3 separate regions of the Mus musculus genome follow, and all the other regions are linked to region 3. A link is a loop called in an ENCODE intact Hi-C map of the cell type or tissue named here. Cell type or tissue: left cerebral cortex. All regions are shown on one strand.

Region 1 (8,000 bases), 89 kb after region 3:
TTAGTTGCTCACTTTTGGAGCTGAAGAGTAATCAGCCTGACCTAATTGTGAACAAACTGATTTGACTCAGAAACTATTTTGAAGGAAAACAGTTCTTTTAAACTTCAGAAATACATTTGGCAAAGATGTATAGATGCCCAAGTTATTTTTGGCTTGAATCACAAACAGAACATAGATGTATGTGTTTGATTACTCTGAATGTGAGTCTTCTGAGATTTTTTTGTTGACCATGTAACTTAGCTTTTGTTTTTAACAGCTCAGAAATAGGCTTCAAGCGCAAGCCATATTCTAACTAAATTGATGATATATCAGTTTAAAATGCAGAGCTGAAAAAGTTTCCAAAACATGTGTCTACCCAACAATAAAGATGTTTGGAAATGCAGCTAGTGAATCTTCTCTCCAAATATGATTCAAAGATTCTTTAGAATTGAGTAACATGGCTGTTTCCCTCCACAGAGGCCAGCAAGCTCGTCATGTCCTATGTCGCTGCCGTGTGCGGAAAAGGAGCAGAAGTCAATCAGGTCAAGGAACAGCTTCTGCAGTCCAACCCTGTCCTGGAAGGTAAGGATTTCATGTTTGGTCCTTGTGATTCAAATAGCAAACTGTGTTCGTTCACTTCAACTGCCCAGTGTTCAGGGAGGGAAGAGGACACCCACCGTTCAGGCCAAAGCCTATAGAGGAATTAAGCCTTGTGAGGCTTTGTTTCAAGTATTGAAAAGAGGCAATAGCTTACTCATGGAAAAGGAACTTTCCCATTTAAAAAATACTTTTGCCATTCCATTTTTATGTAACTTACTTTGGTTTGCTTTTAAGAAATTGACTGTTTTTGCAGTTGATGGTGTAGTGATGTTTTATTATTCATGGTAATGCCTGTGGCTGGTTATGTCTGTTGTCATGGAAATCAAGGACCGAAGAAAGCCCAAATGCTATGTAGTTCTCCTAAGCTTTGTTGTTAGCTCTCTGGTAACTAGCTCATTATTCTTGGAGGCTAGAAATCTAAGAACAAAATCCTGCTAAGATAGGTTTCATTTGGAGACCTCTCTCATCTTAGAGACAACTCCCACCTTATTCATGTAAGCTCTTCTTGTGTGTTTCTTGGGAACAAAACCAGAAGTGAGCTCCCTGGTGTCCCTTCTCCATGCTCCACACACATAAGTACCTCCCAGAAGCTTACCTCTCCATTCTGTCGCATAGAGCGTAAGCGCTTTAATATATGAATGAGGAAAAGGGGCAAGCACACTGGCCCATCATCAAGAATAAATTAGAGATGAATTCTTTCACCAGATGAAAAATAACATTTACCGTTGGTATAAACAAACCATGCTTACATTAAAAATGAAATTAGGATCCTGGAGAAGAATAGTTGCTGCTCTTGCAGAGGGCTTGGGTTTGGTTCCTAACACATACATGGCCCCTTACAGCTGTCAGTAAATCTGATTCCAGAGTTACTTCTGGCTTTTGCAGACATCAGGCATGGATGTAGTGTGCGTATGTATACACGCACGCACACACATATATGTGCATATATATATATACATGCTTGCCATATATATATATATATATATGTATATGTATATACATATATATATATACACACACACATATACACACACAAAATAAAAACTGAGTAAATTTTTTTTTAAATCATGAAATTCCAGCTTTTCCTTATTGGAGAGAGGCTATTAAATTTGTCTTATAGTATAAGTGTCTCAGTGTTGTGACTAACACAGTTGGAGCACCAGTTGGATTTCTTAGCCTTGGAGCTGCTGTGCTGGGCACGTCTTTGGTATGAGTGGGAGGCCTGCTCTAGCATTTATGGCCTCTGCTTGCCACGTGTCAGTTACACCCTTGTACCTGTTGGGATTAAAAAAACAAAAAAACAAAACCTCCAAATATTGGCACTGTCCCCCAGGGAGTCAAAAGCATACTTTTAGAATCTGGGCCAGAGGAATAGTTTGGCTCAACCCATTGCTCCAAGCACAGAAGGACAAGATTGAAGGCTAACGAAAGCAGAGCTATCTTGGGATTGGTAGGCAACCCTTGACATGGAGGGTCGCAATCCCTCCCTGTTGCCTTTTCTACTCTGCCTGGGCCCCTCCTTCCCTCTGGGAAATCTTCTTGAACTCTGAGCAGTGACTATGGCTTTGTGCCCACTGATGTGCCCGACTGGCAGCATAGGGGAGGCATGGAGCCCAATAGGCTATTACGGTTTGATCGCTCCTCCATTTAGTACCTTAACTGGTAGAGTCTGTAAGAAGTGGCATCACTACATTTTACTAATCTGAGATCTGGCCCCTTTGCTTCCTCCCTTTGCCTTTAGGTTATGTGCTCTGCATGAGCTGATTTCTGCACAGGCTTATTTTAGGAATGCTGTGGTTGAAAGCAACAACGTAGCGGAATGCTGCAGCTTGCATTTTTGACTAGGATCTTTTTATTTGGTGGTATTTGAAATGACGCTGCAGTGCAGGAAATGGAAGAAATGTCCACTGTGGGTGTGTGTTATCTTTTATGGGAACGCTTTGCTTTTTAACTGGAGCTGCTACTGTAAATGAACGTTCAGAACAACGAACTTTATAAAAAACAAAACAAAACAAAAAAAAAACAAAAAACCCAACCAACCAACAACTGTGGAATGTGTCTCGGGTGTTCTATAATGGAGTACTTGTTTCAGATTTCCAGACTCACAGTAAAAGACTGGAGAGTTTAGGGTTGTGTTTATAATATGCAGCTCAGACTTGTTCGAGGAAGAGATGGTTTATGGCTTGCAGATGGGGCTCTGAACCAAGTGCTGGAGCAGCGCTTCGCTCCTTCCTGACTGTCAGGCCACAGTCTAGTGATCTTTGTGTCAGCATCTTGAACTGGGATTTAGGCCTGTTCTAATTATTTGACTTGGCAGGTCTACATTTCAAACCTGGCATAAAGGACTAGCCCATAAAAGCATGGGAAATGTTGCAGTTTAATGGTGACCAGGTCAGGTGTCCACTGTCGTCAAGGTTGCGTTCACAGATGACTTTTGCTTGGCAGTGAATTTGTGAGAATCCCCCTTTCCTCAGCGTGTTTCCTTTGCTGAGGTTTCCAGTGCTTTCTCTCTCAGTGTACAAATGTCAGCCTATCTTCTTCTGAAGTGAGAGTTTGGTGTCAGGAACTCAATAAACCATACTTGGCCCAAGCATCTCTAAATATAAGGAACCTTCTCTGTTGACTTTGTAAATTTTGACTTAACCTATTTTGAGCCAGCCATGTGGTGTTTGTTTGTTTGTTGAAATAAGGTCTGGCTAGCCTAGTACTTACTCTTGCTCTGTGACACTTCCCTGTCACCCTAACCCTCATTTAACTTGATGAAGTCACGGAGGCTTCAGAAATGTGGTATCTAGCCTCTTATTCAAAAGGTTCGTTTTGTTTAACCACATCTTCAGGAATGATGCTGCTAGTCTCAATTGTGACTTGTCACCAAAACAGCTTGGGTTGGAGGGGGCCTTTGTAGGAATGCAGAGTTTTGTGTCCTCCAGGGTGTACTGGGCTGGCCTGGGTTCCCTTCAGGGTTTGGGATGTTCTGTCGGGGCATCCACAGGGAGCCTTTCTACATATGTGACCTGTACTCACACGACTCTCTTCTCCCTTTGCATCACCCCAGCTTGGCTTGTGAGTGTTTGTGCACAGGCTTGGTGAAGCTGTCCATTTGCTGTCACAACTACACTGTCACCTGTGTTAAACAGGACCATTCTGTGACCGGGGCAGAACCACCCCGCAGCTCTCATGGGTCCTCATTTCAAAGGTTGTCCCGGGGCAGATCGGTCTTCTGGAAGCAACTGAGATCAAAACAGACTTGGGCTGTGCATTTTGGGTCACTTTGTGTTCTAGAATGTTTCTTATAGGTCTGCCTGTTGGGCATGAGCTACCAAAGTCTGTATCATTTTTATCTTATTTGAAATGACTCATTTTCCAACTCTCAGTATAGTTCTTACTGTACTGTAGTTATGTAATCACATTTACATAAATAGCTTTATTTCAAAATTAAACGGTTTTCAGTTTCACATGCCTCCTGCAATCTATATTCCTCACCCACGTGCACCAAACCTATAAGGATAGAAAATGATTTCTGAAATAACCTGAGTGGTAGTTTTGGCGGAGGACTAGGCACCTGCTTGATGCCCAGTAGGTTCCTGTGGAAAGGGGTTAATCGGTGTCAACCTAGGCAAGGTTAAGTTTAGAGCAGTGCTCGAAACAATGCCAGGATGCAACGCTGCCACTTGCTCTCTTTCTGTGTATTTCTAACCACTGAGGGAAGTTTAAGAAACTTATTAAAATTTCTGCTAGATCTATTTGCGTGGGAATTGTGTGTAGACATGCCATCACTGCAAGCTCTGCTTGCCAGGGTTATTCCTGCCCAGTACTACACTTGCTTTATGTTTCCGCTCAGTATTATTTTTTCTATCAGCTTTAACGATGCATCTGTTTCTCTCTCGTTAGCTTTTGGAAATGCCAAGACTGTGAGGAATGACAACTCATCTAGATTCGTAAGTATTTGTATAAGCTTAAGTGCTAACACTAATATTTAGTCCATGTGTGTTTAAACAAGCAGATGTTTAACATTTCTTAATACACACATCTTTAAAGCCAGGAGGCACCCAGCCCCAGTTGAGACCACTGTAAGTTCTATAAAAGTTCTTTGTTTGTTTTCTGAGATTCTTTTCTTTTTTTTTTTTCTTTTTTTCTTTTTTTTTTTTTTTTAGTGGCAAAGTATTTTTATCATGTTTTCTCTTCGTCTTTAATCAAAAAAAATTACAGAAAGCTATTTATAACCATTTCTTACTCATCTAGAGTTTGGTATTTAGAAGTCATAATTAAGACTCAGAAATTCAATAAAAAAGAAAGATCAAGTGAGTGTTGTTTGCATACTCTGTCGCCTTTGTCTCTTGTTTGATGACCTCAGAGAGGATGGGATGTATTTTAAAACGTCTTGGCAATAAAATCACTAGGCTTAGTAAGTGCAGGGGCCTGGGGGAACTGAGTACTGAAAACTGAGGCTAATTGATGTGTTGTCTTGACTGAGTCTGGCCCTTGCTGCTCTTCCAGCCTCCACTCCTGTTAGGGTCCAGCATGTGACTGCACCTTGTCGAGTTTGGTCCTCCACCTCACTTCAGGCCCCTGATTTTCACAAAGATACAAACACTACCTGTGTTTTTGGTTTTTGCAGTGCTGGAAACTTCGTGCCTGCCAATTTATACCTTGTAGTACCCCACTTTTTCTCCTCTCTGATTCTTTTGGTTACAAGGTTTTGTTAAGTTCCTCAGGCAGGCCTTGAACTCTCTCATTTCTATTGCTTCAGCATCCTGAGTAGGTGGGATTATACATCTCTATAGTTTGGTCTGACCCCATGAAGGGATTTTGAGATTTTTTCTTCTTCTGTGGTTTAACTAATTTTTCATATTAAAAGATCATTGACTTTAGCAATCCTCTTGTCCATTGCTTGTGCCCTTGGTAATTTCTGATGCTTCTCTACCAGAGATTCTCCTTGCCCCTACCTCAGATCCCTCTTGGCCTTCTTACACAGGTTGTCCAAAGCTTAAATAAAGAAATGGTCTCTGTGGAGATAGTTTTTGTAGCTTAGAAAGTAGAAAGCTAAATAAGTACTTAAACCCAAGGCTGTGAATTTTCCCACCGGATCAGCCTGTAAAGCCCTTATAACCAGTTTGACCTAGGCATTTACTTGTATGGTAACATGGGTAATCTCATTGCATGGATAGAATTTGAAGTGAAGTAATTCCATTGATTGGGCTTCTTTATGTGATAAAACTTAATTTTGTTTGCAAATTGTGTGTACATGCACTTGTAAAGATATTTACAAATACATGTGACCATGACAATACAAAGGCAGAAAACTATATTGCTTAAAAGGTCATTATAGTGCAATTTAAGATCCAGTGAATGGGTTGGTAGGTGATTTATCTTATTAAATAGCTTTAGAGAAATCCTCTTATGAGTATTAGGATTTGAGATTAACACTTGATTAGATTAAATCATTTCATGCCTACCTTCTAGTAATTTCTCTGCTTTGTCATCTATGACTTGATTAATAGCACACCTAAATATGTGTTGTAATTTTATAATTAGACTCTATGCTATTTTGCGTGTGACTGTGATATTGCTTGACAGAGTACCCTTGACTATGTTCAGGTCGGATAACCTAGAATGAATTTATTGGTCACTTTACTGAGAACTCTGACAGAGCCTGTAATTAAGACACATTGGTCCTAGCTGACACTTGTAACCAGTACATTCAAGGACATACCTCAGTGTCTCCCATATGCCCCAGTATTTTTAGATTGACTTCTGGAACCTTTTTATTTTCTTTTAAGAAAGAGACTTATTAGCATTATTGCCTCAGCAGTGGGTGAAACATCTACTGTATGCAGACTGCTAAGCTGGATCGGCTCTGGAGGGAAGCGGGTGGCATTTGCACTGTTAGAAAGTGCTTTTGTCCAGCCTCAGCCTCTCATTCATTACGACTTTTGCTTGTTTGTTGTTTGTGTAGCCCTAACTGTTCTAGGACTCTGTCTGAAGACCATGCTGGTCTTGAACTCAAGGAAATAGTCCTGCTTCTGCCTCTCGAGTGGTGGTAATAAAGGCATGTGCTACCATTCAATAAGAATTTTAGCCCAGCAGTGGTGGCACACACCTTTAATCCCAGCACTTGGGAGACAGAGACAGGTGGATCTCTGAGTTTGAGGTCAGCCTGGTCTACAGGGTAAGTTCCAGGACAGCCAAAGCTACAGAGAAACCCTGTCTCAAAGAACCAGGAAAAAAATTAAAATGTATGGATTTGTTTTTGTGTTTTACTATAAGTATGTATACACCTCCCATGTAGCTGGAGTGATCTTTGCAGACAGGTTCCAGCAAGCCTCTGTCATGCCTCTTACCTTTACCTGCATAAGCTGGGTGCTCTCTAGACCTGCACATGCTGGGTGCTCTCAAGACCTGCACATGCTGGGTGCTCTCTAGACCTGCACATGCTGGGTGCTCTCTAGACCTGCACATGCTGGGTGCTCTCTAGACCTGTACATGCTGGGTGGCATATTGTATTACTTATGTCTCCCTTCAAATGATACCTTGGTAATAACTTTCTCTCTTTTTATTTTATTTTATTTTTTTTACTGGCTATTTTCTTTATTTACATTTCAAATGTTATCTCCTTTTCTGGTCCCCCTTCCAAAACCCCCTAACCCTTCCCTCGTCCCCTGCTTCTATGACGGTGTTCCTTCATCTACTCCACCTCCCCACCCTTGAATTCCCTTACACTGGGGCTTCGAGCCTTCACAGGTCCAAGGCCCTCTCCTTCCAATGATGCCCGACAAGGCTATCCTCTGCTATATATGTGGCAGGATCCATGGGTCGCTCCATGTCTACTCCTTGGTTGGTGGTTTAGTCCTTGGGAGCTCTGGGAGGTCTGGTTGGCTGATATTATTATTATTCCTATGAGATTGCAAACTCCTTCAGCTCCTCTAGTGCTTTCTCTAACTCCTCCATAGGGGACCCCATGCTCAGTCCAATGGATGGCTGAGAGCACCTGCCTCTGTATTTGTCAGGCGCTGGCAGAGCTTCTCAGGAGACAGCTATATCAGGCTCCTGTCAGCAAGCACTTGTTGGCATCTACAGTAAATAAGTCTCTGGGTTTGGTGACTATGGGATGGATCCCCAGGTCAGGCAGTCTCTGGCCTTTTCCTTCAGTCTCTGCTCTACACTTTGTCTCCATATTTTCTGTCATGAGTATTTTTGTTCCCCTTTGTAAGAAGGACTGAAGCACCCACACTTTGGTCTTCCTTCTTGAGCTTCCTGTGGTCTGTGAATTGTATCTTGGGTATTCTGAGCATTTAGGCTAATATCCACTTATCAGTGAGAGTGCATACCATGTGTGTTTTCTTTGTGTTTGGGTTACCTCACTCAGGATGTTATTTTCTAGTTCCATCCATTTGCCTAAGAATTTCATGAATTCATTGTTT
Region 2 (8,000 bases), 71 kb after region 3:
TTCCAAGTCCAGGAAGGATGCTGTTATGGAGGAGGGCTCTTGCCCTGTGGTAGCATGTTGGTGCCCTAGACTTTAGAACAGATCAAGTTTTCTGAAAGTAGTCCTTGGCTGCACATCCGGTTTACCATTAAATACCAAAATGCTGCTTCCAAGCCACAAAGGCCAAAGTTTCTTCTATATGGCTTTCAAAGCTGAATCCAGTCCTTTTCCTTCCTGGGATGATTTAGTTTCCCCAAATCTCTTATCTGCTTCCTGATGCCATCTCCAACCCTGGCTTTTGTAGTCACTTATGAAAAGAACCATCACTGGTCCAGCCCACCATCCAGCCCCCATCATCGCTGTCTCTGTCTGGTAGAAGGACATGTGTTCATGGTGTTTATTCTGTTGGGTGAGTCTCAGGCCAGTCTGTTGAGCCTCAATGAACTGTAGGTCTCCATTATGATTTTGATAATGGGATCCAAAGATTTTGGATATGACCCTAAGCATTTTTGTACTAAGGGCATTGTAATAAAAATTTCTAAAATCTCAAAAGAAGAATACTCATTTAATTAATTAATTAGCTAGTTAATTAATTTTAGTGCTGGCAGTTGAACCTAGGGCCTCATGCATGCTAAGCTAGCTGTCTACCTCTGAATTAATACTCTTAGTCAAGTTGGATTGTTTTTTTTTTTTTTTTTTTTTTTTTGTAACCAGCATAGATAGAAAGCATTGCTTACTAAATCCAGTGCTCAATTACGAGAGTGTGCAGTCAAGTCATGTGGGGATTTTATTATGCCTTGAAATATAACCCATGTGACGTACTGTGATTCTGTCCTCTTAGTGGTCACACCTGACTGTAAAGATTAACATTTATTTTTGAGTGACAAGATATCATGAAATCTGTGAGCACTGAGGTTAGCGGGTGTAGTGATGGGAGGGTGTTTTCTGGATGCCAGCACGGGTCTAAAGGAAGATGCCTCAAGCCGTGTGCCGTGTCCTGCTCTGAAGCTGGACCTTTAATCTTTCATTTCGTGTTCTGCCCTTGTCAGTACAGAACAGATGTCTTCATTTTGACGCATTATATTGTGTCTATTTGGTGGCCAGTAGAGACATAACTTTTCCAGCTAGAATGCAGCCCAAAGAATGTTTAGGCTATGAATGTACATGAGCTTAGGAGTTAAATGAGCTAAAATACTTTAGAAAATTATAGATATAGATCATTTAAAAATCTATTTTAGTGCCACTGTGTTTTGTTGTACTGCAGTATGATACTTTTCTTCTATTGGGGTGGCAGTTTGGGGCTTTCTCTGAGTTTAGATGTAGAAAAGGAAAGTATAGTTCTTTTTTAAAAAATCAAAACAAACAAAAAAAGCAGTTCTTTAAAAAATATAATTCCTGTGGGCAGCATGTCTTGACTCATTCTTTTGTATCCTTTCTCACATGCCATGCAATTGACTCAGTTTACCTTCTGTGTTTGTTTGAGACAGGGTCTCATGTTGCTGCAGGCAGTCCTTGAACTCTCTGTGTGCAGGAGGATGGCCTTGAGTTGATCCTGCTGCCTTCACCTCTTGCGTGGCTGTGCTGGCATAGGCCATAGTGCAGCAAAACTGTCCAAAGCAACAGTACTAAGGATAAAGCTGTCCCATAAGGGTATGAGGTGGTAGAGTGACCATCTCGTGGATGGTTGGTTTATGTAGTGCTGGGAATCCAATTCCGGGCTGTATTCTTTTTAAAATCTTTATTATTTTTTTGTTACTCATTTCTCTTCTATTCCAACAGTGGCTTCCCCTCCTTCCTCTCCCCCTCACCCCCACATCCTTTCTCTTCCATATTCCTCCCCTCCCCAGAAAAGAGCAGAGTCCCAGGGACATGAACCAAATGGAATAAGCTACAATAAGACTAGGCACATATCATCACATCAAGGCTGGACAAGGCAACGCAGTAGGAGGAAAAGGGTCCCTACGTAGGCAAAAGAGTCAGGAGAAGCCCCCATTCTGCTCCCACTGTTTTGATTCCCACAATAACACCAAGCTACTCAGCCATAATATATATGCAGAGGACCTAGGTGAGACCCATCCAGGCTCCCTGGTCTCTCAAGTTCTCATGAGTCCTGGTTAGTTGATCTGTGGGCTGTATTCTCATAGTGTGTCCCTGACCCCTCTGGCTCTTCCTCTTGCTCCTCTGCAGGACTTCCAGCCTCAGCCTAATGTTTGGCTGTGGTCCTTTGCATCTGCTCCCATTAAGTTGCTGGATGAAGTCTCTCTGGTCTCTTTGAGGATGATGCTAGGCTCTGGTCCCAGCACACTCTGCAGGCAGGACAGCTGTTGGTTGAAGGTTCTTATGGCTGAGTTGATGTCCCAGCCTCCCCACTTTGGACTTTGCCTGGTTACAGAAGATGGCCGGTTCAGGAGTCTTTGCTTGGGTTACTCTCAGATTCCATGGATTTTCTTTTGCCCTCAGTTGCCATCCGTAGGGCCATGCTCTTGTCCAGCAAGCACACCCAGCTGAGCCGCCCCCACCCCTCAGTTATTGTTCTCTGTTCTGGTTTGTTTTTCTTTTTTCTTACCCAGGTTTTAAAAAAAAATAATTTTTGAAAATTCTGGTTGTAACCCGGCATTATTTTGAGGTTTGGGGATTTGTGATAGACCTCCTTAAACTCTGAGACTCGCAAATTCAGTGTTACAGTGCCATGCTAGAGGACACTGTGCTGAGGCCCCCACACCCCACACCTGCCCTTTCCTTCCCTTTCACTTCATCCTGGACATTTTGCCTCTCCTCCTTTCTTTTGAGGAAGGCTTACTTTGATCTTTGTCTCCTCTTGCACTGAAGCTTGGATTGTTAGGTCGCTAACCGGGGTAGCTATGAGGAAATACCTTCATATACTTAACTGTCTTGGACTGTAAGTTTAGAAATGTTTACCTTCTTGGGAAAATCACCTTGTTGTTATAAATCAGCGTTCCAACTGTCCACCAGATAGTCATTCTAGCACATCATAAGGGGCAGCCTCAACTTTACAGTGTTGGTACTTTTGCCTTTAACAGTTTAATTGCACTTTGGCCTACGCCAAGTCAGCCATGCTGAATTAACTTCTTTGTAGAATGTAGTTATCTACAAAGTATATTACAAGGAAGCCAACGTAGGGACTCTTCCTCAGAAAACAGAACCCCCAGTTTCTCCTTTTCCTTGTCTTTTAGGTCTTCTTGTAGTCTGCCTTGCATCTTGATCAGGCTGGAAATGAACTTAGATTTAGCAGATGGACCTTAGGCATTTTTAAGCAAATTTTTGTGTGTGTGTGTGGGGGGGAGGTAACTTAGTTTAGAAACACTGAGATGTCAGAGCTGAACTAGATAGAGTTAGAAAGGGAAAGAGACAGTGGAGATTTTAGTTCTAGAAGAGAATGTTGAGTCTGAACTATTTGAAGAGGGCTGAGTTGAGAAGGGGAATTCCCGAGGGTGGTTGAAATGCTCTGGGATTCGGGATCACATGGGAGGGAATGCCAGTTTGAGAGCCTTGGAGGATGAGCACTTGAAACTGGATGGTGGAATCATTTATCTGAGTTCAGGAGATTTTTCTGAAACAGATTCTCTTCTGTTAAACCCTAGTTAAGGGAGCGATCCAACTGCGAGTGCTCGGAACAGACTGGGTGTGTTTTCCAGCCACCCATTTGGGCAGAGCTGGAGACACTGAAACCCGGGCTACTCTTGGGCCTGTGTGCCTGGGTATCGGTGGTGTCACGGTGAAGCGAATAGCTCAGTCTTTTCTGCTCTGCACATGAGGTGAAACAAACTTGGCAAGGAAATGGCAGGGTGGAGAGCAGAGAGTGTGGAGAAGGAAGCCCTGCCATTCCCCTGATGGCCACGTGGGCAGCACCACTATGATTAGCACTCTCGAGTAGAAATAAGGCAGAGGAAGGACATAAATACCAGCTGGGCTCTTTGCAGCATGCAACCCACCATTCTACCCTCATAGAAAATGACAGATGAGCCCCAAACCAAACTTTTTGAAACTGAATCCTGGTAATAGTCAGAGCTGTTTCAAAATGCACAGTGGAGGATGGTATCTTGGTGCTTGCTGGGCAAAAAGGTTTGGTGCTCAGGAAGCAGCTGGGTGGCTGATCTCGAAGTCTTGGGAATAAATACCAGGTTGCCCTCATTCCTAAGGTTCAGCTCCAGGGTGGAAGAGGTGGAGAAATCCCTGCTTTTCATGGGGTCTGGCAGAAATCATGCTTTTTCCCTGTGCTATCATCGTTCAGTCATAATGGTTCATCCTTGTGTGTGGTAAATAATGCTGACACGTCACAGAATAATGAGAAGCATGTGGATCATGGCTGCTTTTAGCTGAAACTTCCCTAGGATTTATTTAGGTTCTTTAATTATAGAGAGTTGGGAGGCCTGGCATATGGCTTTAGTTTATACTTATAAACGGTGGCCTTGGGGATGAGTGTGTGTGGAGTTGCCAGGGAGGAAGAGGAGTACGTCCAAAAGGGAGATTGTGTTCTTTGGGGGCATTCTTTTGGTCATTTAAAGAAGTGGAGCTCTGTGTCTGTAAGAGTTAAGAGCGGTGGCATTATTGTGACTTGAGGTGGGTGTGTCTTAGAGCAAGACAGCTTTTAAAGTGCTCAAATATTTTGGTACATTTTCATGGCAGTTAGAAATCAGTCACTTTCAAGAATCTTAAAAGAAGAAACATCCCTTTTGTGTTTTTTATCTTGTGCTAAAATTACGCCTGCCGTTTGATGAATCAAGTCCTTAAGCAGTTAAGTACTGTTGGTTTTCTGTATCCATGGATTCAAGCAACCTTGGATCAAAAATACCAAGAAAGCACATTATGTGTGCACTGAACACGTGCAGACGTCTCCTTTTGCCATTATTACATATTACAGCTATTTGTAGCACTAGTATTGGAGGAAGCATTGCAGTCCTCCAGAGACGGGTTAAAGTATTCCAGGAGCTGTGCAGCGGTTATTTGGAAATACAACATCACTTTATATAAGGGGGCTTGAACATCCACCATTTGGGTAGCCAGGGAGAGTCGGGAAGAGGAATGTCAGAAGATGCTGGGAGAAAAAAATTCTTCATAGGTGCCAAGGGATAATTATACTCCTGTTTGGTCAGACAGAAAAAAGTATGTGTTCAGCTTTGGTGTTTTGCCCACAGTAAACCCCTGGCAGAATTACTTAGTCATTTCCCCCAACCTTTTATGTGTGTGCATCTATGGGCCAAATGCTGTTATTCCTGTTTGAAGTAATTTTTCATTATTTGTTGCTCAAATAATATAGAAACAAAGCTAAATCCAGCCCTGGAACCACCTGCATTCAACAATCCAAGAGAATATTCAGTAAATCTGTGTGGTTGGAAAACTTTTTATGTAGTCACTGTAATATACTTTTTCCACCTTGCATGCCAAAGAAGACGATGTAAGTGACGTCTCTGAACTATTATCTGCAAGTTGGAACAGTGGGAGGGAGACAGGTGAGGAGGAAAGTCTAAGCAATGCTCTCCTTCCCTGCATGAAGGTCACAGAGAGAATGGGACTGGATATTTAGGTGTTTTATGAAGCTCACTCCCGCATTGTTCAGAGACAGTGCACGCATGCATTCATCCTGCATTGCACTGGTCATGTTACATATTAGATTTAAAGCTGTGTGCATAACACAGGGATTTATTGGCTAGAAAACCTCTACCATGCAGGAGCTTATATTGTAGAAGGGGATAATAATGTCTGCTTCTCTTTACTTTTAATCATACGTTTATTCAACAGTATGCTTAGTTTACTTATTACATGCAAGGCCACAGCTAAGTCGACCTGAAGGTTACAGAGTAAGAGCGGTTCGCCTCTGGTACCACACAACCGTCTAGCAGGAGATAAGATATGGAAGCTTAGACTATGTTTGAACTCCTCTGTGCCTAGCCTCCCTGCCTCCCACTTGCTTTCTCCGGGCTCCTTTGTCACATTGTGACCCAGCCAAAGTCAGAGGCGGGGTCAGTGGTCTCTCATTTCATTCTGGCGGTATGAAGGTACATCCTTGTTTGTGCCAGTCTTGTGAGATTTAAAATGAGTAACATTCTAGTAAATGGAGCTGTTCCTAGCTCCCAGTCCTGCCTTTTCCACTCTCACATATATTCATTCCTGCAGCGAGACCCTTCAACATGTGTTCGTTTCTTATTGGGACCCTGTGAAGTTCTTCTCAGGTCCCCTTCCATATGCCCTCCAGCATCATGGAAGTGCCCCCTGAAGCCTGTGTCAGCCTGCTTCCCTGCTAGCCTGGCCTTTGTTTATGCTCAGAAGCTCTTTGCCTTGCAAATTCATTCTTTGGAACTAATTTTTCCACCTCTTAGAATTTCTCTTCTCCGACTCCAGTCCCTACCCTCTTGGGTTGCTGTCTTGCTCAGCGCTGCTCTCCACATTATCAGGAGGCATGAGCTGTTCATGTTTGTTTCTTCTTTGCACAAAAGAGGCTGAATATTTTATATTCCCAGCTTGTTCTTGACACACTTTCAGTAAAGTAATGTCAACTCTCAGTAAATAATGTATTAACAAATGAGAAGTAGAAACTTGGCAAAAGTATTTATCATATTGCTCAGAGTTTTTTCTTTTCTTTTTTTTTTTTTTTTCAATGAAAGAAGGACATTTGTCTTGTTAGTAAAACTCAAGGAGGGACAGACCAACAGGAGGACTAGCCTCAGTGTCTTGATAGGGGACATCGTAAGGTAAGATGAGAAGTTGAGCGCCAGGCAGTGGCCAAGAACCTTGGTGAACTCTACATAGCCAGTGGGTCTTAAGTTCCATCTTGCATTGTGAAGTTCATAGTAGTCACAACTTGGTGGTATTTGAATGTGTCTTGCTAATGTTTGGGAAAAATATTTTTTATTATTATATTGATGCTTCCATAAATTGATAATGCTTTCTCATTATTTCGAAATGCTTGAGTATTGCCCTGAACAATACAATCTCAATATTACCCAGTTGTGGACTTGGCAGTGTGACATCTTCTCCTTGGCTCTCTGAATTACCTAGATTTTAATAGAAACACTTGTACACACGTGTGCGCACACACCCACACGTGCAGGAGAGATAAATAAAATTTCACTTTAAACTAAATAAATCAGTGTTATTTGCTTAGTAGAGAATTCATGGGAAAAGGTAAGTGGGCCAGAAAGGATGGATATATTGATTTGTATATTTTAAAAGTTGGCAAGAAATAAAATGTGATGATTTACCTGTGCTTTGAAGCAAATCACAGAGGCTCTTAGAATACCCAGGGGTACCCGATGAACATATATTAACCAGCTGAATCCTCCCACATTTTTTTCTTGTAGCTTTGCTTTGTCGGATGAAGCATACAGATCCCTCCGTGATCAAGATAAAGATCAATGCATTCTCATTACTGGGGAGAGTGGAGCAGGAAAAACAGGTGAGACCACCACCAAACTGACCTTGCCCTCTCTGGAAGGAGATGCTGTTGCAAGGCAGCAGGAAAGGAGCCAGGTAGCCCTTGGGAGCCAGGTGTCCACAGCTGCTGTGCAGGGGCTGATGCCCACAGTTGGTGTTCTGTGGACAGCACGTCTTGATGGAGGAGGGGTCAAGGCACCATCAGAGTGCCAGCCATCCAGTGTAAGTCACAGCACTGCTTCTCAACCCCCCAGAGCTGCGACCCTTTAGTACAGCTCCTCCCAACCATGAAGTTATTTTCGTTACAATGGAATTTTGCTACTGTTAGGAATTTCAATGTAAATATATGATGTGCAACTCCTGTGAAAGGGCCATTTGATCCTCTTTCCCCCAACACCAAAGGGTTTGTAACCCACAGGTAGAGACTCACTGCTCTAGAGTCTTTTGATCCTAAAGAACTGAGATTATGTAGATGTTGACCCATGTGTGCAAGGGCAGGCTGTGCTTCTAATAAAAGGATTTCAGTGTGGTCCTGAATGAGGAAATGGTTTTATTCTGGGAAGATTTGGAAATACTATTCTCTGTACCCAAACTCAGAAAGGATAAAACTGTAGCAGACATTAGTTTTG
Region 3 (8,000 bases):
ATTTCTGGCCTCTGGCTGTCCCAGTGGATGCGGGATTGTGTGATAAGCCTGGCAACTCGCTGCACCCCCTCTGGGATGAGTCATCACTTTGTCAAGTCTGGTGTTTAACACCAACTTTCCCTACAGAGCTATGCAAAGCAACAGGGATGGACCGACTTCACTGGGGAAGGGTGTGGGCTTCGAGTGAGATGGACATTTGTCTAAGAGCACTGTAACATCCTTGGCGTCTATTGTATATTCCTGCTGGTACCACTTGATCTGCTTTGGGTGAGGTTTGTCTTCCTCCTCTGATCCACTATTTTCAATAGCTAGACATTTACATATTAATTAAATAGGCCAACACTAATTATAGTTACCATTTAGTAGGTTTATTATGTGTAGAATTTTATAGGCTTCATCACTATATTAATCTTTAATAAAACAACGTGGCCAAAGGTGTCAGCCCAGGCTGGCCTAGAATTCACTATGGAGCTTGAGATCGATTGCTCTTGAACTCTTGATCATTCTGCTTCGTCTTTCACCCCTAGGGCTAGCTTAGTAAGCACAACCCACCAGACCCAGTTACATTTTTATTTAAATTTTTTATTTTTTTTTATTTTTGGTTTTTGTTTTGAGACAGGTCTTTGTGACCCAGAGTGTCTTAGAAATCACTATATATCCTGGGCTGGCTGTTAACTCAAGGTAATCCTCCTGCTTTAGCCTCTGACGTGCTGAGATTATAGGTGTGAGCCAATGCTCCTTGCTTAGTACTTTGCTTCTTGTATTATAGTTGTACAGTATCCAGGAAGGGACAGAAATGAAGTCTGAGTGCTCAATTCTAAAGTCAGTGTTCTAACTAAACACAGTATAATTGCGCTATGTCATTAATCCCAGTTATCTGGAGGCAGAGGCAGACAGTGAGTTTGAGACCAGCCTGGACTACTGAGTTCCAGGGTTATGTAGGGAGATTGTGTCTCAAACAACAAGCAAACAAACACATAAGCAAAATCTTATGAATAATCATAATTTGCCTTTTGATTAGCTTTTTGCAGATTCCAAATCACTTTCATGTGCATTATGTGCATTGACCCTTCCTAAAGCCACTGCAGAATAGTTTTGGCAGGCCAGATAAGTGGCACCACGACTTTAAAATGGCAATATTTGAAAAGTTTATAAGCATACTTAAAACAACAACAACAACAACCCACCAGGGTCTTATGTAGCCCAGGCTGGCCTAGAACTCACTATGTAGCTGAGGATGACCCTGGACATCTGTTCTGCTTCCTGCTGCTTCACTGGGTTTTCAGAGGTGTTGCATACTGAACTTCATGCTTCCTGCATGCTGGGCAAGCACCCTCCCAAGGGATTGCATCTCTAGCTCCCTTTATTGGTGTTTTCCAAGGCTGGCCTGGAATTTGCCATCCTTACATCCCATGAACAGTGGGATTATAGGCATATGCCACCACACCCAGTTTACATAAGCTTCAATGAAACAACTTTATTTCGGGGCCAGCATTTAAAATTAAGCTCTCTTTTTTTTTAAAAAAAGAAAACATTTCAAATTGGTAGACTAGAAGTTGACTTTATATATAGTATTTCCTATTTCTTGCTTGACATCCATTTTGGCTTTTTCTCTTAAGGCCTCTGAGAACACTGCCCTTTGCTCCTCCTCAGCTGAGACCCAGGAGGAATGTGATGCAGAGAGGAAGTGGGGCATCAGAGCTGGAAACACAGGCAGCCGCAGGCTGAGGATATTCCCAGCACACGCTTCCCGTGCTCCTGGCAAGAGCCCTTTACAGAAGACATTCTTCCATAGAGAAGTGTCAAGGGTCTTCCTCCGCTGGATCCTCTGAGATCATCACATTACTGAGCTCTGTGGGAACTCACATTCCACATGATTTGTGTACTTAGTCCTTTCCTACTGGGAAGTGAACTAGTTTAGACATCAGTATAAAAGGGGAACAGAAGTGACCTGTATCCTTGGGCTGGAACAGAGTGGTGCTGGGCAGAAGGACCAGACCTTGGCCCAAGAGTAACCACCAAGTACAGGATGGAGATTTGCATTGAATTATTTATGGACTTCTCAGAATGTTCCTGGGGCAGGTAAAAAAAAAAAAATCACATCCCTCCACTTATAGTGCACACACACACAGACACACACAGACACAAAGACACACAGACACAGACACACACACACACACACATATATATATATTGTATGTATGCATACATACATATTAGTTCCTACGATAAGAATTTAGAGACTGTAAATTATGCCCTGTCTAAGTATTTCAGCCCCTGTCTAAGTATTTCAGCCCAGGATACTATCTGATCTCCAGGGTCAATGGCATACCAGCGACTTTGGTCTCTTTACATCATTAATTCTCCAAGACAGGCAATATATGTGAGTTCTTGTCTGTGAGCATCTTTCTACAGGCCAGCACTGAAGCAGTGCTTGGGGGATGGGGAGAAAGGTGCTTAGCAGACTCTTCAGATTTTGGTCACCTGTGACAGTTTTGGGGACCTTCTTCATCAGTTCGTATTCTGTTAAGCACCCAGTTGATGTGAGTGAGACCCTGTATTTGACACCTTTCAAGAGCAATAAAGGAAATCCACTGTGTCTCCAAGGACAGTGTAGCAGGGCAGATGGATTTGCCTAGAGGGTGGATGTTGTTGAGATGAAGAAAATGGCTGTGACAGCTGTGGCGATCGAGGCCAAGGCAATGCATGCTGCTCCGACAGAAGCTGAAAATAACCAAGTGGGAAGAGAGGAAGGAAGTGTGGCACGGGTGCCCGCTCCTTCCTTGGCTTTGTTTCCATCTAGACGATTCAGGCCCAGGACCCTGAGGTCTAATCCCTGGAATTCGTGTGAGAAGGAGTGAGCAACACATGGGCAATTGTCAGATCTTAGCTCCAACATCCTTATGTCCTGAGTTCACTGGGACTGTCACTTCACCACCACCTCAGGTGTATTTGTGTTTTAAAGGCTGTGCTGAGCCAGAAATGTCCATAAAGGAGGGATATTTCTGTCTTAGTCTCTGTACCTGTTGCTGTGTTAAAATACCTTGACAAAGGAACTTAAAGAAATTGTTCCTTTTGGCTCACACTTCAAGGTACTTGTCAGTCTTAGCTGGGACATCAGGGCCATAGGCGCTCCAGGCAGCTGGATATATTTTCCCCATAGTCAATGGGCAGAGGGCAGTGAATGCCTGCTGCTGCTGCCGGTCACACATTTCCCACTCACACCGTCCAGGATCCCAGCCAGAGAGTGACCCACAGTGGATGGGTCTTTTTACCCCGGCACAATCATAGTAATCCCCACAGACATGCCCAGGGGCCCATCTCCTTGGTAATTCTAAATTCTGTCACGTTGATGCTAACCATTACCTTCCTAGTTCACATTGTCCTAACGGGGCCGTTCATGATATTTTTCAAGAAGTGCATGATTTATGCTGTTGCAAGTGCATGCATGAGTACACTCTGTGGCATAGGGTTTTGTTTATTTGTTTGTTTCTCTTTCACCTTTCCATGGGTCCCAGAGATCAAACTTAGGTCATAGAACTCGTGTGTCAAGCACTTTCACCAACTGAACTCTCTCACTGGCCTTGAACCACTTTCAAGGGATGAGTTTTGAGGATTTTGAGGGAGCATCCACTTCGGAGAGAGACTCCTTCTTCCTTGCTTGTTTCCTTGGTCATCTAGAGCTTGGCCTCCTGCATGTGCCCTGGCTGGCCCGTAGTTGGGAAAATGGTTTGCTTTCTCCCACTTTTCTGAATCCTGTGCTTAGCTCTCCTGTCCTGATTCCTATCCCTACGAGACTTGGTTCTGAGAAGCCAGGCTCTGGCTGGTGATCTTTCTTGTCAGTTCCCCAAAGCCCACAGCCTCACATCTCTTTCTGTGGGAACTGGGCGCTGTCTAGGAGTTTCCTGGGAGCTCAGCTGGCCTCAGGCCATCAGTGTAGGTGGAAACAGTGTGCTGTAGTCATAGTGAGTACAGGGTAATATGGTGTGAAATGGTGTGTGTGTGTCTGCCCCTGCAGAGGTTGGCTTGAGAGACTCAGGGAGAAGGGGGGAGGGGGAAAGGGGGTTAGTAGAATTTCTGCACCTGACAAGCAGTCAGGTTTCTGTCTTTCCTTCTAGCACAGACAAGCCTAAGAGGATATCAAGCTGGGTTTTTCAGGGGCGTTAGGTGCCCTGAGATTTTGGAGAAAATGGAGTTTTGCCATTAACATGAAAAGAAAATTTAGGGTTTTGTTTTTATTTTTGTTTTGTTTTTGGTAAGTTTTTAAACTTTTTCAAAAGAGAAATTCAGGCAATTAATATTTTGTCCTTCATGCTGGATGCATGTATGTAACTACCACACAGATTTCCCCTGAATATATGATAAAAATATTTGGGGCTGTGGTATAGGTAGAGCCCTTGCCTAGTATTAGATGCCCTCTGAGTTTAATCTGTAGCACTGGGGTGGGGTGGCGTAAGGGCAGGGAGTGGAGGGGAGCAGCAGCAAGCCCAAATCACCTGGGTATTCCCTGTCCCCAGTCTTAAATGGGACAAGGTCTCACCCACTGTTTAGCCCAGGCTGGCCTTGAATTTGAGATTCTTTGGACAAACTCTTGAGTCCTGGTCTTATCCAGCCTAAGAATTCAGCATTCTTTTGTGTTTTGTTTTGTTCCTTGTTTGTTTGTTTGTTTGAGATAGGATCTCTCTGTGTAGCCCTGGGTATCCTAGAATTCACTCTGTAGACCAGGCTGGCCTAAAAATCAGAGCTCTGCCTGCTTGCCTTTGCCTCTGGAGTGTTGGGATTAAATGTACCACCATTTCCCAGTTTAGAATTTAGTATCTTTAAATAACTTTTAGAAAGCTAAATTGAAAGAAAATGGAAGAAATTATTAGTTATTGGCCTTATGTACATGTGTCATGGACCTGTTATGCCCCTTCCCTGGTTTAAGAAAAAATTTCAAGCACTGACCTAAACACACACACACACACACACACACACACACACACACACCCCTCCCCCGCACACCCCTCCCCCCAGAGAACTGATTGCTTCCTATCGCCCCACTCACAGTTCTCAGTGTGTAAACTCCCCTCCCCGCTCCTTCCCTTTAAATTCTGTGCTATTCTCCCCTGCAGAGCTCTTTGCCGTGTTCAGATAGGAAACATGCTCGCATCCTAGCCGACCATTTCTTCCTCCTTCAAAGAGTTTCAAAAGCATTGCCAGCGTCCATTCACTTTAGAGCCAGAGCCCAGCTGCCTTGAGGAATAGCTTAATTTTCATAACATTGGGTTTGCGCCAGTTTGCATTGCTAGCTGTATTTTTCAGTCCTCCTATAATCCACTTACATTTCAAGTAGAGGAACCATAGTTATGAATGTGCACGTGACAGGGTGAGCCACATAGGAAAAAGTTCTCATTTGCCTGACATCTCCAGGGTGCGGAGAAGTAGTCATAGAAGCATGTGAACTGCCACGAAGGGTTGTGACTTAGGGCTTCCTCCTTTCATGTTCTGTGACATTTGGGGGAAGGAAGTGCAGTGGGACTTCCCATGTAGGTTTTATGCATGACCAAGGGGGTCTTGAACACCCATTATTAGGGCAGTTTCTTAAAACACCTTTCAGGCCTAGTGAAGTTAATCTTGACTTGTTTATTTTTATCTTATAAGCTCTATGTTTCTTACCTTCCTTAAAGATAGAACTTGTGGAGTTGTTATTTTGATTTTGAATCCCCAAGTTCTGCAGAGATGCACATGAAAGGATGTTGGCTGTACTTGAGACAGGGCCAGGCACAAAGTGCTGGTTTTGTTTCCTGTGGAGGTGGCTCACTGTCCCCCAGACCCATCTAAATCTGTGCTTAGCTTGACTGTTTTTACTAAAAAGCATCCTTATCACCCACTTATCTGTTTTCTGTGACCTTTTATCCACCTAGGTCATTGCTAAATTCAGCTTGCACTCTCTGTTGGAACCCTGAAGCCTTTATTCTGCTTTAGACTTTTAAAAGCACTTGCCCCAAATAGCTTGTTCCACAAAAAGAGTAGCAGACTGGGAAAAATGACTCTCATAAATTACATAAAGAGGGTTCCTTGGCCAATGTTGCTACTACTTCATTTGAATTGCTTCCTTTGAAGTAAGTTTCCTTTCGGGATGACCTCCTGGCCTTTGTGGATATGTGCAGTGAAGTTCTGAGAAGGAGCTGTGGCTGTCACACATCTGCCTGATGCCTCCGGTAGGTACCCTCTTGAGGAACTTATTTCTGCACAACTGCTGTTGTCACTTCATTGGACATTTTCAAATCCATGGCTGTCTGACTCTGCTGAGAATATGTCCTGCATGAATTGCATATGCTTCATCCTGTTAACTTCATAATGCTCTTTTTGTCTGCCAGCCTGCCTGCCTGCCTGCCTCCCTCCCTCCCTCCCTCCCTTCCTTCTTTCCTTCCTTCTTTAGACACACACACAACACACAAGACACACACACAGACACACACACAGACACACACACAGACACAGACACAGACACACACACACACACACTCGGGCACCCATTTTCTCTGTAGCCTTGGCTAGCCTTGAACTCACAGGGATCTTTCTGCTCCCTCCTTTGAGATTAAAGGTTTGTGTGCCACACCCAGCTATCACACCCAGCTTTTTTTTAAATAACAAAACAAAACAGCTTGTTTCTTCCAAGTGCCCCATCCACTAAACACATTTAAGAGTATCCAGTTCTTTCCCTATTTTCTTTACCAGTTTTTACCCCAGATTCATGGTGTTCTTGTACTTTTGAGTTTACAGTGCGCCCTGGTTGAACTTAAGAGAAGAGACTATATTTGAAGCAATCATATGGTAAAAATAACGCTAAGCATTATCATAGTGCAGTTACTGGATTCATAGCATTCTCTATACTTGTATCAGCGCCACACGCAGCTGAGTGTCTGTGTCACTTGTGCCTGTGTTCTCCAACTTCGCTGTGAGCTCCTCACACCCACCTCGCTCCACCCTCAGTTTTGTGTTACTGGAATTGCATGCATCTTAATAGAAATTCAGGGAGAATGGACGGCTTTATAGTCTTATGGCTTATGGCCACAAACCTGATAAACCTCTCTGTTTACTTAGGTTTTTTACAACCTCCCAGTGAAATTTAATATGTACTTTATGTGTGAAAGTCTTTCTCATCTTTTGTTAGATTTTCTAGGGTGTTTATGGCTTTCGTGGTCAGTGTTTAATGCCTTTGTGATTGCTGTTTCTGGTGTATCAAGAAGGGATTGACTGGGTATTTATTTGTTCATTAGATAGCTCTTGGTTGATTTAAATGTCTTCTCATAGGTACTTGCTATGGGACCGGAAGTCAGGCGGCTTTCAGTGAAGCAGGAAGTAACTTGAGCATGTGTTGGGAATGTCACAATTCATTTTAATTTAAAATGATATACTTTTGGAAGTAAGGAAAGGTGACTTTTAGTTATTTAAATGCATTCATTTTGATGTAGTCATCAAATATTTGGATGCTTTCTATGTCGTGGGTACCATAGCAGGGTCAGAATTGTGAACAGAGAAGGTTTAGTTGTACTTTCATGGAAGAGCAAGCTCAAGAGCCCACATGGCTGTAGAGAGGACTACAGATCCCTACATCTCTTTCCTCCTCTTCCTCTCGCCTCCTCTTGTCTACTCAGAGATCCACATAGATTAGAGTGAAAAGTAAATTAAGCAAACCAAGGGAGACTGCTGAGCCCTGAGGTGGGGTCCCCTCAGGTGCACGATGGGTCAAGGGTAGCGCCAGTCATCACGGACTTAAGTCAAGTTCTTACTTTGATGAGTTGTGGAATTACCATCTAAGGTAAGCCAACTTATTTCTGGTCAGTATGCCTCTCTCCCAAACAAGCTGCCTGAATAGGGATAGGGCTGCCTTGTGGTGGAATAGACACCCTACTTCTAGGTTTTCTGCCACCGAGGCTTTTAGTTCAGACAGCCCCTATTTCTTACCTCATGGACTGAATTTATGATGGTGTTTCTGAAAGCAATATGCATTC

The links. Hi-C counts contacts between places; a loop is a spot of excess contacts. Peaks named below come from ENCODE experiments on the same cell type or tissue, not always from the same donor. Only the 100,000 strongest peaks of a DNase experiment are listed, where the experiment ranks them.
Region 1: a loop joins it to region 3, with 2.0 times the contacts of the local background. A loop is called at or near these places in 6 of 42 quality-filtered maps.
Region 2: it touches region 3 in a loop (2.0-fold over the local background); 9 of 42 quality-filtered maps call a loop at or near these places.

What each region holds. Positions count from the first base shown.
Region 1 is chr1:51,816,658-51,824,657 of GRCm38, reverse strand. Myo1b (myosin IB) reads left to right here. Exons shown (of 31, transcript NM_001161817.2): 5 at 457-561; 6 at 4,471-4,517. Among named protein-coding and RNA genes, the nearest start is that of Myo1b, 95 kb to the left of the region's middle. In left cerebral cortex, no CTCF peak of the experiment used is centred here; DNase peaks (open chromatin) are centred at 889, 2,406 and 4,268; H3K4me3 peaks cover 450 bases; H3K27ac peaks cover 3,059 bases.
Region 2 is chr1:51,833,842-51,841,841 of GRCm38, reverse strand. Myo1b (myosin IB) reads left to right here. Exons shown (of 31, transcript NM_001161817.2): 4 at 7,299-7,393. Among named protein-coding and RNA genes, the nearest start is that of Myo1b, 78 kb to the left of the region's middle. In left cerebral cortex, a CTCF peak has its summit at 3,825; DNase peaks (open chromatin) are centred at 3,389, 3,841 and 4,313; H3K27ac peaks cover 1,536 bases.
Region 3 is chr1:51,905,334-51,913,333 of GRCm38, reverse strand. The region is part of intron 1 of Myo1b (myosin IB); the gene reads left to right. Among named protein-coding and RNA genes, the nearest start is that of Myo1b, 6.6 kb to the left of the region's middle. In left cerebral cortex, no CTCF peak of the experiment used is centred here; DNase peaks (open chromatin) are centred at 3,912, 5,271, 6,016, 6,932 and 3 more places; H3K27ac peaks cover 531 bases.